Regions from separate parts of the Homo sapiens genome. Here region 2 is linked to region 1. A link is a loop called in an ENCODE intact Hi-C map of the cell type or tissue named here. Cell type or tissue: Calu3. All regions are shown on one strand. Each heading gives the region's core, and the rest is flanking DNA. Links, peaks and the distances in the headings are about the cores only.

Evidence for each region. Peaks named below come from ENCODE experiments on the same cell type or tissue, not always from the same donor. Only the 100,000 strongest peaks of a DNase experiment are listed, where the experiment ranks them.
Region 2: it touches region 1 in a loop (2.2-fold over the local background); 3 of 110 quality-filtered maps call a loop at or near these places.

Annotation. Positions count from the first base shown.
Region 1 is chr10:53,839,373-53,847,730 of GRCh38, reverse strand. PCDH15 (protocadherin related 15) reads left to right here. Exons shown (of 38, transcript NM_001384140.1): 29 at 7,235-7,411. Among named protein-coding and RNA genes, the nearest start is that of MIR548F1, 760 kb to the left of the region's middle. In Calu3, for the core only: no CTCF peak of the experiment used is centred there; a DNase peak (open chromatin) is centred at 3,580.
Region 2 is chr10:54,120,010-54,128,367 of GRCh38, reverse strand. The region is part of intron 15 of PCDH15 (protocadherin related 15); the gene reads left to right. Among named protein-coding and RNA genes, the nearest start is that of MIR548F1, 480 kb to the left of the region's middle. In Calu3, for the core only: no CTCF peak of the experiment used is centred there; no DNase peak of the experiment used is centred there.

The DNA of each region.
Region 1 (8,358 bases), core at 78-8,077:
ATATAGAGTAGTCACAAACTTGACTGTCACCTTGTTAGGGCCAAAGTGAAAGAAGCAAACAAGCTAAACAAAAAGAACAGACTCAGTTACAAAATTAACAAAACCATATCTCTTCTGGGACAAAAGAACTCTTTCAAAGTCTAATTCCAGATTAGAGGAAAATATTTTTATCTTGTGGGATACCACAGAGAGGTTACCATGTAATGTAATGAACAAAATGCTCCATGGCATCTAGAGCACTACTTAGGATATGGTCTGGGTAGAGTCCCTGTGGGTCTGTATTAATGGAGGAAAGAAGTTCAGAACAGTAGGAACTGTATGCCTGTATTTTTATCCCTCCAGCCAGCTGCAATGCCTATTGATTAATTTAGCTAAGCTTGTGTAAAAATATTGATAAGCACTTGGGGTGGAACTCTCTATGATGCTAGATAAATATAAGCCATTTACCTCAACAAAAGCCTAAGTAGGGTTTATAATCATGAAATCTGAAGAGTTCTTGTAACCATCACAACAGGTAGCCAACATTTATGACACGCTTCATATTGGTTAGATTTTTGTGCATTTAATGGGTGTAGTCTCCTTAACCTATCACAGAGGACCTTTGAGGTAGGTTTGACTACTTTTCCCACTGTACAGATAAATTCCCTGAAACTTTGAAAAGTTAAGTAATTTCCACAAAGACACAATAATGGAGGTTTAATTTTAATCTACGTCTACCAGCCACCAGCAGATGGAGTTTCCTCTGTTACACTGCCTCTTAGGAGGCAAACCTAATTAAAAACCCAACCCATCTTTTCTTGGGAGTAAACTGAGCATGCAAAACCAGAAATTCTCATCACATGGTAATTTTAACTCAACTCATTCACACAGACAAATGGGTAATTGAGATTATGGCTGCTGTAATAATTTTAGTGTAAAAAAATAAATAAAAAGCTAAATCAACCATGAGTAAATACCTGTCCCAGCTATAAAACTATCAGTAAACACCTTACACTACAGTTTTTCATAATGCAATTTCTAGTTGAAACTAATTGAAGATGTATATACAGGTAACTGGATAAGGTAATGCTGTAAATTGAAATTTAGAGCATCTACCAAAAATAACTTGGTTCAAGAATAAGTAAGTTAAGCGAACCAATTGTTTATTGACACCCTTAGTTTGTGATTTTAAAATAATGCTATCTGCATAGGAAAAAAAATCAGTTAAATAAACCTTTCAGCATTTATTCTAAGAAGGTTATTTAGATAAACTGTTTTGTATTGGACATTAATTAGTATGTGGTACTATACTAACATATGTTACATAAAATGTTTGTATTAGCTATATTAACGTATTTCTTTAGAAGTTTTCTGTTTTTAAAACTTTTCCTAAAGGTGACATAATTAAATAGACATTAACAGGAGTATGTTAGAGAGCATTCAAAGTAAAGTGGAACAATATAGCCTTAAAATGTAATTTTTATTCAATAATTGTAATTATCATCCAAATTTATTAACATATTTTTCACTTTTTAGAAGACCAATCACAGCCAGTTCTCTGTTTTGAGAATGCTCGACATAATCAGATACTGTTTTGCTTCATACTTGATTGTACTATTTGCATTTTAAATACGTATATTGCTACCAAGAAGTCAGATTCAGGGAAATTTTTGGCATTCATTTTTTAATTCTTTTTTTGTTTGTGTGTGTGTGTGTGTGTGTGTGTGTATACACATACACTATTGATATAACCTAGTTGTACATATTTTTGGGATATATGTGATATTTGGATTCATATATATATAATGTGTACTGATAAATCAGCATAATTGGAATATCCATCAACTCCAATATTTTTCTTTGTATTGGGACCATTACAATTCTTCTTATCTAGCTGTTTTGAAATATACAACACATTATTTTTAACTATAAATTCCCTACCGTACTGTTGAATACTATAACTTATTTATTTTCTCTATCTGTATTTTTGTATCCATTAACCATTTTATCATTATCCCCATCTTTCTTCCCCTCTCAGCCTCTGGTAAGCACCATTCTACTCTCTACCTCCATGAGATCCATTTTTTAGCTCCCACATATGAATGAGAATATGTGATATTTCTTCTTTGCCTGGCTTATTCCACTTTACATAATAACCTTCAGTTTCTTCCATGTTTCTGCAAATGACAGGATTTTGTTCTTTTTATGGCTAAATAATATTTGATTGTATATATATACTGTATTTGCTTTATCCACTCATCTGTTGATAAACATTTTGGTTGATTCCATATCTTGACTACTGTGAATAGTGCTGTGATAAACATAGGCATGCAGATAACTCTTCAATATATTGATTTTCTTTCTTTTGGATGTATACCTAGCAGTGGGATTACTGAATCATGTTATAGTTCTATTTTTAGTTTTTTGAGGAACCTCCATACTGTTTTCCATAATGGCTGTACTATTTTACATTCCCCCCAAGAATGTATAAATGTTCCTCCTTCTCCATATCCTTACAGCATTTGTTATTTTTTGTTTGTTTGTTTTTTGACAATAGCAATTACAGTTGGGATGAGATAATATTTCATTGTGATTTTGATTTTCATTGCCTTGATGATTAGTGATGTCGAGCATTTTTTCATATGCCTATTGACTCTTTGTATATCTTCTTTTGAGAATTGTCTATTCAGATCCTTGGCCCATTTTTAAATTGGATTATTTGGTTTTTATCTGTTGAGTTCCTTATATATTCTGGTTATTAATCTCTTGTTGATTGGATAGTTTGCAAATATTTTCTCTTATTCTATAGGTTGTCTCTTTGACAATTGTTTCATTTGCTGTGTAAAAGCTTTTCTGCCTAATGTAATCCCATTTGCCTATTTTTGCTTTCATTGGAAAATTTATATTTCTTTGGAGTCTTACAAAATCTTTGCTCACACCAATGTCCTGAAGTCTCTTCCCAATATTTTCTACTAGTAGTTTTACAGTTTTATGTCTTATGTTTAAGCTTTTAATCCATTTTGAGTGGATTTTTGTACATAGAAAAAGATGGGAATCTATTTTTATTTTTCTGAATATGGATATCCAGTTTCTTATCATCATACATTAAAAATTGTCCTTTCCCCAGTGTATGTTCTTCACATCTTGGTCAAAAATGATTGGCTGTAAGAGTGTGGATTTATTTTGGAGTTTTCTCTTCTGTTTCATTGGTGTACGTGTCTGTTTTTATGGTCATATCATGTTTTTTCCAAAAAAGCAAATTTTCTGTTTCTTGATTTTTTGTGTTTTCTTTTTGGTCAAAGTTTTGCTTATATCTGCTCTGATATTTATATTTTATTTCATATGGCTAATAGTCATGGATTGGGTTGTGTCTTTTCTTCTAAATTATTGAGTAGGCTGAGCATTTAATGAACCTTCATGTACTTAAGTTCTTTACTAACTAGTTTTCCTGATTCTACTCAGCCTAGTCTCAACACAGCAACCAGTGTGCCTCCTTTAAATGTAAGGTAGATCATATTACTTTAGTATTCAAAACCAGCAACAGATTCTTATCTCACTCAGAACAAAAAACAATGCTCTTACAATCCTCAAAGTCCCCACGTGATCTGCTCTGGCCACACACTACTACATCAGCACATTTATACAAGCAGTTAGCAATTCTCTTTTCTTAGAACACTCATTCCTAGAATAGCCACAGCACACATTGTTCCCTAAAGTTTTTGCTCAAATATCAAAGTCTCAATGATATTTATTCTGAACACTTTTACCAATTTTATCAATCCATGATCTGTTACTTGTCTTGTTCAATTTGAATGTAAATTCTTCTTTGACATCAAAGATTGTATTTTGTTCACTGATGTATTCCATGTGTCTGGAATGGCTTCTGGCCCAGGATAGGCATTGAATAAACATCTGTTGAAGGAATGAATAAATGAAAATTTTCCTACTTAACACTTCCCTGAGTGAGTTTTGCTATAATTTTATGAAAAGCCCTGAATCCAATTTAATTTTTTTCATTTTTAAACTAGAAAATATAGATTTATATGAAGACTTTTTTTATCACGAAGTTGGGGAGAGGAAATAGGGAGTTAAGGAGATTTTTTAAAAATATAACTATATTGTTCTTTTATTCCCATTATAAAGAAATATAAGCAATATAATATATGAAGAAGAAAGTTATAAAAGGTAAACTCAAAATCATACCATCCAGCTCTAAGCATTATTAACATTACATAAACATCATTATGGACATCTTTCTTGATATGTGTGTGTATGATACAAATATTATGGGTTAGATAAACATCATTGCAAATCTCTTTTTCTTTGTGTGTGTGGGGGTATATGTATATATGTGAGGAAATTTATATACATATAGGTAATGAATATAGATGTAGAAAATACTTAGTATATAGATATAGATGATAAATGAAAAGATAGATTTTTATGAAATGTGTTCTCAATTAAAAGGTATTTAGTTTTACTTACATTTATAAGAAAAAGATACAGAAGCAGTTAAGATTAGGCTATATCTCTTTTTATCATAAGATATACTTTGTCCCAAAAGATCTTTAAAAGTTTAACAAAAAAATGCTCAAAGTGAAGACATTATTGCATGTTTTAAATGACATAATTTGTTTTTAGACTTCTTTTATTCATGATTCCCTGCTACCATGAAGGAATTGGTACAGTTATATTTTATTCCACATCTATTTTTTTTAGTGAAATGATTCTGCAGTATTGCACTGAAAATAGAAAAGAACCCAAGCACAATAGATATGTTTCTTCACTGTAGGATCACACACAATTAATCTATGCTTATATGAAGGATTTCCTTGGAACATGTCAAATCAATGCCAAAATGCACTGGAGAAGGCATAAATTGTTAGACCAAAGTATTGGGACAGAGAGCCATCTATTGCATTGTATTTAACTAGGTACTCCTGTTTGCGTTTTGATTTGTGAACTGATTGATTATACTAGTGAGAAGTATACTTTCCTATTCCACAAATTAATTAAAGGCCTTGAATGAATTTGAGACAAGGAAGAAGCTTATTAATGGAAATATTTCAGTCAAATTAATAAAAATAAGATTCATTTTGTTGAATAGTTACTATGTGCTAGGAACTGTGTAAAAGCTTTATTTCACCGAATGCACATTCAGCCCCATGTGGTACATTATTTCCTTGTTTTCTATTTAAGGAAACATGGCCAGATGTGATGCTCATGCCTGTAATCCCAGCACTTTGAAAGGCCGAGGCGGGCGGATCACTTGAGGTCAGGAATTTGAGACCAGCCTGACCAACATGGTGAAACACTGTCTCTACTAAAAAATACAAAAATTAGCCAGGTGTGGTGGTGCATGCCTGTAATCCAGGCGTGAGACAGGAGAATCCCTTGAACCCGGGAGGTGGAGGTTGCAGTGAGCCGAGATTGCCCCATTGCACTCCAGCCTGGGCGACAGAATGAGACTCCATCTCAAAAAGCAAACAAACAAACCTGAGACTTTGAGAGCTTAAGATTACTTGTCTAAGGTTATGCAATTGAAAGGCAAAGGAAATTAAAATTGAAGCCAGCCAGACATCTGTACTCCTCAACATTATATCATTATTGTTTGTGCCTCCTACAAAATGTCAAGAGTATAATATGGTTTGACTCCGAGGCCTCTCTTATTTTTGTTAAATGAGCATAAATCTCTCAGGAAAAAAAATCTGAAAAACACAGTCCAAATGATGTTAGACTAGTCTGTGTCTCTCAGTACATCCATTATCTTCAGGTTCCCGGGGTTGTTTTTTTTTTTTTTTTTTCCCTTTGGAGATAAAATCTTGCTCTGTCGCCCAGGCTGGAGTCACTGCAACCTCCACCTCCCGGGTTCAAGCGATTCTTCTGTTTCATCTCCCGACTAGCTGGAATTGCAGGCATTCAACTATTAACTGATATTTTCCAAGTGAATTTGCTCCTCCTCCTTTTTTACACATCATCTTTTCTTAGTCTACTTCAAGGATGTCATCAGAAAAGAAATTGCGAAGCCGAGAGACCAGTGGGCGTGGAGTGGTGACAGAAAAGGAAAATAATGAATAGTACTTCAATAAGACAGACTTCAACAGTACTGGGTTACAAACATTTAAAAACAAGCAAGCAAACATTTCACTATGATTGGTAGTGTCTCCTGGCATGCACTGGTAGAGCCATTTCCTCCAAAGTTTAGTAACCTCATTGTTCTAATAACAAGGCAAACCAAGCACATACAAGACTCTTAAGGGAATATACTTTCAGTCGAGCAAGAAATATGTCAATTGTGGCATTAGAAGCAAAAGTTATTTTCTGATGTATCAAAGGACTTTAGAATATATTGCCCTTCTCCCCCTAAAAAAACCTCAAAATATAGACTCAGAAAAGAGCATTGAGTCTACGAATTTTAGAATATTTATCATATATAGTAATTAAAATTATTTAAATTTAAACATCTGTAAATACTGAATTATATGCTCTTAATATTTATATACTTGGGTTAATAATATAAAGTTTTTAATAAGGAATGAGACATTTGGGAAATGGTAATAATTCATACTTTCAATTAAAATCCAGTCATGAGATGGGAAAATTACTTATTGATTAATATTGTCTCTGCTTTTTAAATTAAATATCACTAATTTATACCAGATGGTATATGTTGTTTTTATTCACCTAAATAGTGTCTGAGATTTGCATGCCATATTTTTATCTTAACGTGGTAATCCTGCCATTGCAAAATATCTCCACATTCTCCCGTTGCTGTGATTCTGCAAGGATTTTTATACCTTTGGGAAAACAGGCATCCTAGTCCTGCTTCTTAGCATATAGCTACGTGTCATGTGTCACAGACTTTAGTGGGAGATGTAATTTATGACACCAACCATGTGAAGTCAAGGGTTCTAAGACCCCATGCCTCCTATAAAGCATAGACAGCTTTATTTGTACAGCATATTTGGCATTTCTCATGTAAAAGCTCAAATAGTATCATAAATTCAAAAAGCCTAAAGTTAAATAGGACATGGTTGGTGACCTTTTCTACCGTATTCAGCTTCTAGCATCATTGGGAGCTAAATGCTGAAAAAATATAGAGAATGTTTTTCAAGGGTTTATATTCAGTAAACATTAACAAAAAACTAGGCTGTCATCATTTTTCATTTACTAAATGTCTTTTCAAGTTAAGAGTAATTTTTTACTCCCAGAAAGCCCATTGGACTGTCATGTTTGTACTTTGTTTGATTTATAGGATCTTGGATCGCTATGTTCAGGAACAAATTCCTGGTGCCAAGGTCGTAGTGGAGTCCATTGGAGCTCGCCGGCATGGAGATGCCTTTTCCCTAGAAGATTACACCAAATGTGACTTGACTGTCTATGCAATTGACCCCCAAACCAACAGAGCCATCGATAGAAATGAGCTTTTTAAGTAAGTGCTTTTTGTTATCTGTAACAGCTCTTTGGTTACAATAGCAACCATAGATGATTCTGACTTGAGGCTATAAGTACTTAAAGTTTAAAACCCACCAAATAGTTACTGAAAGTGAAGTGTAAGCAAAGAACCTGAAATACCTAGGATTCTCATGCCTTAAAGTTTTCAGGTCTAAGTGTGGGCTACAGTGACTTCAGAGGGCCCATTTTCTTTATGGGCATCAGATGACCTTTTGTACTTAAGAACAAGGAACAGCTCCTTGAAATCACCTGCTGCCAGCTCCTCACTCTTGCTCAAGGGCACTGGCTATTAATGAGGAAAGCACAGATTCTTAAAGAGGCAGTTTTTCTGCAATGATTTTCATATGCTTGCATTTTAAGAAGAAATCCACCTTTCTTACAGGTCTACTAAATCAGCAAAAATCAATATCTGCTTTTTTCTTTAACTTACAGGTGGAGAGCAGGTGGGATAATCATTCCCATTTAAGTTCATGCTCTATGTGAAATTTCATCCTAGCAGGAACTTAAAAATTTGAGTTATAAATCCTAAAAATAAATAAAGTGCAGAATCTTAAAGAAAATCCTGCTACTTACTTTCTTTGGATGTTATTCGAGCACACTTAAATACTTAAAAAAAAAAAAATTGTTAACAGAATTTTCTTTACTCTGGTGACACCTAGTGTCCAACTGGGTCTTGTAATGAAATTCTATCTCAATGAAACATTTTTAGTTAAAAATATATATTGATATACAATCATAATAGTTTATATGTGCCTGTATATATAGTCATGCCGAACTCTATATGTGAAACATCATAATTTAGTTTTTCTTTGTCTATACTTTTTAAACAGCATATAAACATATCCATATACACATTTACAAATATATCTATATTATGTGTATGTAAATTTATTTATTTTGTAAATATCTATTCAATTTTTATTC
Region 2 (8,358 bases), core at 246-8,245, 280 kb before region 1:
GTAGGTGAGATCAGTCCTGCCTGGATCCGTAAATCTCAGAGTTTGTGCTTCTAATTATAAATAAAATAAAGGATACTGAAGCATGTGAAGAAGAGAGGTATGCATATCAAGATGTAACACAGACTACCACCTGGACATTAGCTAAAAGATACGTTAGAATTCCATACAGTGCCACTAGATCACAGGATTGTTGCTTGATATTGAGCCTCTTAATGGTGGAATTTATTGGGGGTCCTTCCTCTAGCACAGTAATCCTAGAACAACCTCAATACAGATAATTCATCTAACGAATACATTTTTCTTTCTTCATCCTCTCTATCCCAGCACCAGAGGGAAAATAAAAGGAAAAAAGACAAGAACATGTGTGAGATTATCACATCCACCCACCCTGTTCCCAGTCCTTAGAAATAAAATTAGTTTTAAAATAATGAAGAAAATAATTTAAAAATAATGAGTAAGGCATCATATTAATTAAAATGAGACAGTTTTGCAAAATAACAATTATAGACATAAATTGAGACATCATTGATGAAGCCAGCTACACAGCAGAAATGAAGATGATCAATATAAAAGCCTGAAAAGATCTTGGGAAGAATAAAACTGTTTCATTTTATTCTTAAGGAGCTGATATTCCTTATTCAAACTGAGTATAATATAATGCAGGCTTGGACTTTTGTATTTACAGCAAAAGCAAGAAAAAGGAAAAGATTTGGAAACTTTATGAAGGTACTATAAGAGTTAACAATTAAAAATTAAACAAAATACTCAGCTGGCCCTTCCTCACTCCATTTCTAGACTCTTAATTGGATATTTTCCTACATTATATGTTGAGCAAAGGTATAAAGTATATTATTCTCAAGGCCTTGATATTTGTTCCAACATGGCTTATTTACGATAAAATTCTTAGTTCCTTTAACACTTCTACAAATAGTCAAAATATGCAGTTATCAGCAGTGAGTGTGTGCCTGATTGAAAAGAACAATCACTTACGAACTAGTGTTGAATCAAATGATCCATTCACCTACTGCTGGCGAGGTCATCCCAAGAGAAATTCAACCACAATTTGCCAAATGGATAACAAATGTATACATGGGGAATGGAATAAAAGTATGACCCTTTTTGCAATGGAATAAAAGTATGACCCCCTTTGCACTTAATGTGTTCCTTTAGGAGTGAAGGATTGGGATTTAGGAGAAGATAAAAGCTGGCAATTTTCCTTTGACTTAAAATGTTTTTCTTACTGTTCTCTCTTTTTTTTGTTTTTGGCTGCTACTTTCTTATTTATGTTAACCTGTGGACTTACATCTGAAAATGAGTGGTAGTGAAAACAATAATTTACTTGAAATATGTCCGTATTGCTTTTAAAATAACAAAGAACATTTACAGTGAAGCACAGATTGACCAAATACAGTTCCTGGGTTAAATGGCCTATGTTTTGAGAGACAAGTAAGATAGAATATTTTTTGTATTTTAAAAGGTTTGTAAGAAACATATAAACAAACAAAAATATGGAACCAAAAACAAAAATTAAAGAATAATATGCAGAGTCTATATGTGAACCACAAAACCTACAATTTTTACATTTGACCTTTTACTTTTTTTGTGAAAGGTCAGATGTACTGACCTTTGAATGATTGATAATCATTCAAAAATAAACAAAGTGTCCATTATATTTATGTTAAGTATAAAGCCAACTTTAAAATAGAAAATATATTTTTAAAAGTGTTTATACCCCTATAATGTAGCATTAGTTTATTATATTAAATTAATTAAGGGATCATACATTTAACCATGTCAAAGATGTATCTCACATTAGCTAGCTAAAAATACAAGCAGGATTACTTGTCAAGAATATATTCAATAAATATTTATTAAAATAATGGGGACTATCTTATCTTTCGTATTTAAGGTACATAAGGAGGCAGGATAAGTGGTTGGTTAATAGGAGGGAGGTTGATTGTCTTCAGTGTAGGGAAGAGGAGATTAAATGAGATAGCAGGTAAATTGCAAAGAGTTTGAAATGTAGAAAAAAGTGTTTGAGAGGCTGAGGGGTTGGATTACCTTAGGTCAGGAGTTTCAGACCCATCTGGCCAATATGGTGAATCCCTGTCTCTACTAAAAATACAAAAATTACCTGGGTGTGTTGGTGCATGCTTGTAATCCCAGATACTTGGGAGGCAAAGGCAGGAGAATCAGTTGCACCTGGGAGGCGGAGCTTGCAGTGAGCTGAGATCATGCCACTGCACACCAGCCTGGGCCACAGAGCGAGATTCGGTCTCAAAAAAAAAAAAAAAATGGTAATTCTTTTTATTCCAATTTTCTAAAAGGAATCTGTTTTCCTGTTAACTCATAAACTCATAAAAGATTTTAGGGTGAACAAGAAGGTACTGGGCATTTGAAATAATGAATAAAAAAATGAAATGTAAAAGAGGAGAATGGATACATTCCAAGAAATTCCACTTTATTATTTTACTAGCTATTCTATTGAGAAAAAAGGGTCAATTGCAATTTAAAGAACAAACTGACACTTTGGATGCTGAAGATATAGATGGCTAAGAGATCAATATTAATAATAATAGCATCAATACCTAATTTTAATTGATGCTATCATAAGCCAGGAACTACACTAAGCACTTGAAAACTTCTCCATTTTTAATACTCCCAACAAAGCAGAAGTAACTTTTCCTATGTCAAAGAGAATCCTGTTGCAGATGTGGGATTAGAATGCAAGCTGTTCTACCCTACACTCTCTGTACTATTATTCTATGCTGTCTTCTCTAAGGAATGAAATTTCCTTATTCCCTTCAGCTTTGCTTAGACTTGCCCACAATCCCTTCAATAGCAAAGTACATCTACCTATAAGGTGAATCATTGTTTCTCTTTCAAACATCTACTTGATAAGCCTTGATTTAATTTTTTGTGGTTGCTTCATGATTCTTAACAAAAGTAAAATAAAATTATTATACAGAAAGTGTCCACTGACACCCAGAACATACAAATTTTGCTACTGCTTTAAAACTTCTGGTTCCACCTCCCAGTGAGGTGACTCGCTCTGATGCTTTGATTCTCTTTCCTTTTCCTGGCTTTTTCTTGTTGGAAACTGCAATAACAGGTATAACAGCTCAGAGACAAATAGCAGGAGAAAATAGAAAATGACGAGAAACAGACCAAGAAGTTGAATGTTGACACCTCCAGTTACCTGAAGGGAAAAAAAAAACCACACATTTGACTAATGAACGAATTGGGTGTAAGTCTAAAAAGGTGTTTTGTCAGCTTGCAGCATGTGTTTTCTTTTAATCTTTATCCATTCTTCTCATTTTTGAATAGTTTCAAGAAGCCATGGAATTTAATGTCTGGGCCTCAAGGAATTATTATTTTTAGCCCTGAGGAAAAATTTCTGCTGCCTTGATCTCACTACAGAATTGATCTTGTTCCAAAACAGTTTGAATTAAATGCAAGCTGTCTTACAGCATGACCCTCTGAATTAACAGGTCCTGTCAGAGGTATTGATTTGTTTTTCTGATATCTTTGAAAGGTTCTAGAAATTTCAGGGTTTTTACTTCTCTTTCCCTTTTTTGATGAATATTTCTTGTAAAATAGGATGCATTTTTGCTCTGAAGATGATACAGGAGTTTATGATTCATGAATGTTTCACAGCTGGTTCAGGTACAGTGTGCGTGAATCATAGGCACTGCATCGTAAAATTTATAATGTCACGTGTATTACAAGGATTACTTTGGATATTTGCAATTTGCTCTTTTGCAATCAAAGATGCTTTTATTTTTTTCAGATTCATTATGTTTATTTCATGGCAATGCCCTTTTTCATCTTGTTCATCTGGCAAATTCCTACATATCTTTTATTATTGTAGTTGTAATAAAAATATGGAACACGATACTTACCATTATAACCATCTTTGGCATTAAGTACATTCACATTTTTGTGCAACATCATCACCGTCTGTTTCCAGAACTTTCTCATCCTCCCAAACTGAAACTCCGTACTCAGTAAACACTAACTCCCCAAACACCAGCCCACAGCTCCTGGCACCCACCATGTAACTTTCTGTCTCTATTAATTTGACTGTTATAGCTACCTTATATAAGTGGAATCATATAGCATGTGTCCTTTTGTGTCTGACTTATTTCATTTAGCAAAATGTATTGTTTGTTTTTCTTTTAATTTTGCCATTCTTTATTTTTCCGTTTTTATTTAGATTCAAAGGGTACATGTACACGTTTATTATATGGGTATGTCACATGATGCTGATGTTTGGGGTACAATTAATCCTGTCACCAAGGTAGTTAGCACAGCACCCAACAGTTGGTTTTTCCAGCCTTGCTACGCTCCCTCTCAGCCAGCCCCCTCTAGTACTCCCCAGTGTCTTTTGTTCCCAAGTTTATGTCTACATGTATGCACCATTTAGTTCTCACTTATAAGTGAGAATATGTAATATTTGTTGTTCTATTTCTGTGTTAATTCAATTAGGATGATGGCCTCCAGCTGTATCCAGGTTGCTAAGAAGGACACAATTTCCTTTTTTAGGGCTATGTAGTATTCCGTAGTGTATATGTGCCACATTTTCTTTATATGCTCCACCACCGATGGGCACCTAGGTTGATTCCATGTCCTTGCTATCATGAAGAGTACTGCTGTGAGCATACAAGTGCCTGTGTCTTTTCAGTCAATTTATTTTCTTTTGGGTGGCATTGCTGGGTCAGATGGTAGTTCTATTTTTAGTTCTTTGAGAAATCTCCAAACTGATTTCCACTGTGGCTGAACTAATCTACATTCCCACCAAGAGTATATAAGTATTCTATTTTCTCTGCAGCCTCCCATCATCTGTTGTTGTTTTACTTTTAAATAATAGCCACCCTGACTGGTGTGAGTAGGTATCTCATAGTGGTTTTGACTTGCATTTCTCTGATGATTAGTGATATTAAGCATTTTTTTCATATATTTCTTGGCTACTTGTATCCCTTTCTGTTGAGAAGTGCCTATTAATGTCTTTTACTCATTTTTTGATGGAATTTTTTGTTTTTGCTTGTTTAATTCTTTAAGCTACTTGTAGATTGTGAATATAAGACATTTGTTGGATGCGTATTTTGGGAATATTCTCTCCTGTTCTGTAGGTTATCTGTTCACTCTGTCGATGGTTTCTTTTGCTGTGCAGAAGCTCTTTAGTTTAATTAGGTCCAACTTATCAATGATCATTTTTGTTGCAATTGCTTTCGAGGACTTAATCATAAATCCTTTGCCAAAGGTGATGTCCAGAATAGTGTTTCCTAGGTTTTCTTCTAGGATTCTTATAGTTTTAGTTCTTACATTAAAATATTTAAGCCATCTTGAGTTAATTTTTGTATGTAGTAAAAGGTAGGTATCCAGTTTCATTCTTCTGCATATAGCTCACCAGCTATCCAAGCTCCATTTATTGAATAGGGAGTCCTTTCCACAGTGCTTATTTTTGTCAAGGGTTCCCTTTTTTTTTTTTTTAGCAGTGTTTTGTAGTTCTTCCTGCAGAGATCTTTTACCTCCTTGGTTAGATTTATGCCTAGGTATTTTACTTCTTTTGTGGCTGTTGTAAATTGAATTGTGTTCTTGATTTGGCTCTTAGTTATTGGTGTATAGAACTCCTACAGATTTTTGTTCATTGATTGTATCCTAGTACCTTGCTAAAATTGTTGATCAGTTCTAATAACTTATTGAGAGAGTCTTTAGGGTTTTCTAGGTATAAAATCATATCACCAGTGAAGGCAGATAGTCTGATTTTTTTTTCTTTTTTTTTTGCTATTTGGATGCTTTTGTTTCTTCCTCTTGCCTCCAGCAAATATATGAAAAAAAAAGTTTAACATCTGGCTAGCACTTCCAGTGTTGTCCTGAATAGGAGTGGTGAGACAAGATCTCTCTGTCTTGATCCACTTCCAAGAGGAATGCTTGCAGTTCTGATCATTCAATATGATGCTGGCTATGGGTTTGTTGTAGATAGCTTTTATTATTTTGAGATATGTACCTCTGATGCCTAGTTTCTTGAGGGATTTTACCATGAAGGGATGTTGAATTATGTTGAAAGCTTTTTCCGCGTCTCTCGAGGTGATCATATGGTTTTAGTTTAAATTGTGTTCATGTGATCGGATCACATTTACTGATTTGTATATGTTGAAATATGATGAAACAACCTTGAATCTCAGGAATTAACCCTACCTGATCATCGTAAATTAAATATTTGATGTGTTGTTGAATTTGACGTGTAAGTATTTTGTTGAGAATTTTTGTGTCTGTGTTCTTCAGAGGCATGGGCCAGTAGTTTCATTGTGTGTGTGTGTGTGTCTGTCTCTGTGTGTGTGTGTGTGTGTGTGTGTGTGTGTATGTGTCTTTGCCCGGTTTAGATATTAGGTGATGCTGGCTTCATAGAATCAGTTAGGAATCACCCCTCCTTGATTTTTTGGAATAGTTTTAATAGAATTACTATCAGCTCTTCTTTGGACCTCTGGTAGAACTCAGCTGTTAATCTATCTGGACTGGGGCTTATTATTACTGTTTTTTGGTTGTTAGGTTTCTTATTACTGATTCACTTTTTGAACTCAATATTGGTTTCATCAGTGTTTCAATTTCTTCCCGATTCAATCTTGAGAGGTTGTGTGTTTCCAGGAATTTTTCCATTTCCTCTAGATTTTCTAGTATGTGTGCATAGAAATGTTCATAGTTGTCTATGAGGGAGTTTTGTATTTCTGTGTGATCGGCTGTGACATTACACCACTTTTGTCATTTCTGATTGTGCCTACTTGAATTTTTCTTTTCTTCTCTTTATTAATCTAACTAACAGTCTATTGATCTTGTTTATCCTGTCAAAGAACCAACTATGAAACTATGGTTTCATTTATCCTTTGTGTGGAATTTTGGGTCTCAATTTCATTTGGTTCAACTCTAATTAGAGTTGTCTTATTTTCCTTCTAGCTTTGGGATTAGTTTGTTCTTGTTTATCTACTTCCTCTAGTATAATGTTAGATCATTAATTTGAGATCTTTCTAACTTTTTGAGGTAGGCATTTATCACTATAAATGTTCTTCTTAACACTGATTTTGCAACATCCCAGAGATTTTTTATGTTGTGTTTCTGTTTTGATTTATTTCAAATAATTTTTTATGTTTCTGGCTTGATATTGTTGTTTACTTAAAAGTCACTCAGGAGCAAGCTGTTTAATTTCCATGTAATCATGGGGTTTTGAGAAATATTATTGGTATTGCTTTCTATTTTCATTCCACTGGGGTCCAAGAATATGGGTGCTGTGATTTCTTTTTTTTTTTTCATTTGCTGAGACTTGCTTTATGACTCAGCGTGTGGTAAATCTTGGAGTATATTCCCTGTGCAGTTGAGAAGAATGTATATTCTGTGGTGCATGGGTGGAGTATTCTGTAGATGCATATTGGATCCAGTTGCTCAAGTGTTGAGTTTAAGTCCAGAATTTCTTTGTTAGTTTTCTGCCTTGACAATCTGTTTAATGCTGTCAGTGGGGTCTTGATCTCCCTCACTGTTATTGTGTGGCTAAGTCTTTGTATAGGTCTAGAGTACTGGTTTTGTGAATCTAGACTCTACAATGTGGGGTGTGTTTATGTTCTAGATAGTTAAATCTTCTTTTTGAATTGAACCCTTTATCATTATGTAGTTCCTTTCTTTCTTTCTTCTTTTTTGTTTTTAGTGTTGTTAGTTTAATCTCTGTTTTATCTGATATGAGAATAGTAATCCCTGTTCTTTTCCTTTTCTGTTTGCATAGTAGATCTTACTCCATCTCTTTACTTTGAGCATCATTACTTTACTTCATGTATCATTACATATAAGGTGGGTCTCTTGGAGACAGCAGCCATATGGATCTTGGTTTTGTTTTGTTTTTAATCCAACTTGCCACTCTGTGCCTTTTAAGGGTGGCATTTAGGCCATTTATGTACCAGGTTAATATTGATATGTGAAATTTTGATTCTATCATTAAGTTGTTAGCTGGTAACTTTGTAGTTTCTATTTTGTTGTTGCTTTATAGGGTCTGTGGGCTATGTACTTAAGTATGTTTTTGTGGTAGCAGATATGGTTCTTGGTTCCCATGTTTAGAACTACTTTAGGATTTCTTTGAAGGCTTTCTAGTGGTAACAAATATTCTTAGTACGTGCTTGTCAGGAAAATATTTTACTTCTCATTTGCTTAAGATGCTTAATTTGATGGAATATGAAATTCTTGGTTGGAATTTGCTTTCTTTAAGCATGCTGAAAATAGATCCCCAGGCTCCCCTGGCTTGTAAGTCTTCTGATCAGAAGTCTGCTTCAGCCTGATGGGGTTACCTTTGTAGGTGATCTTTCCTTTTTCTCTATC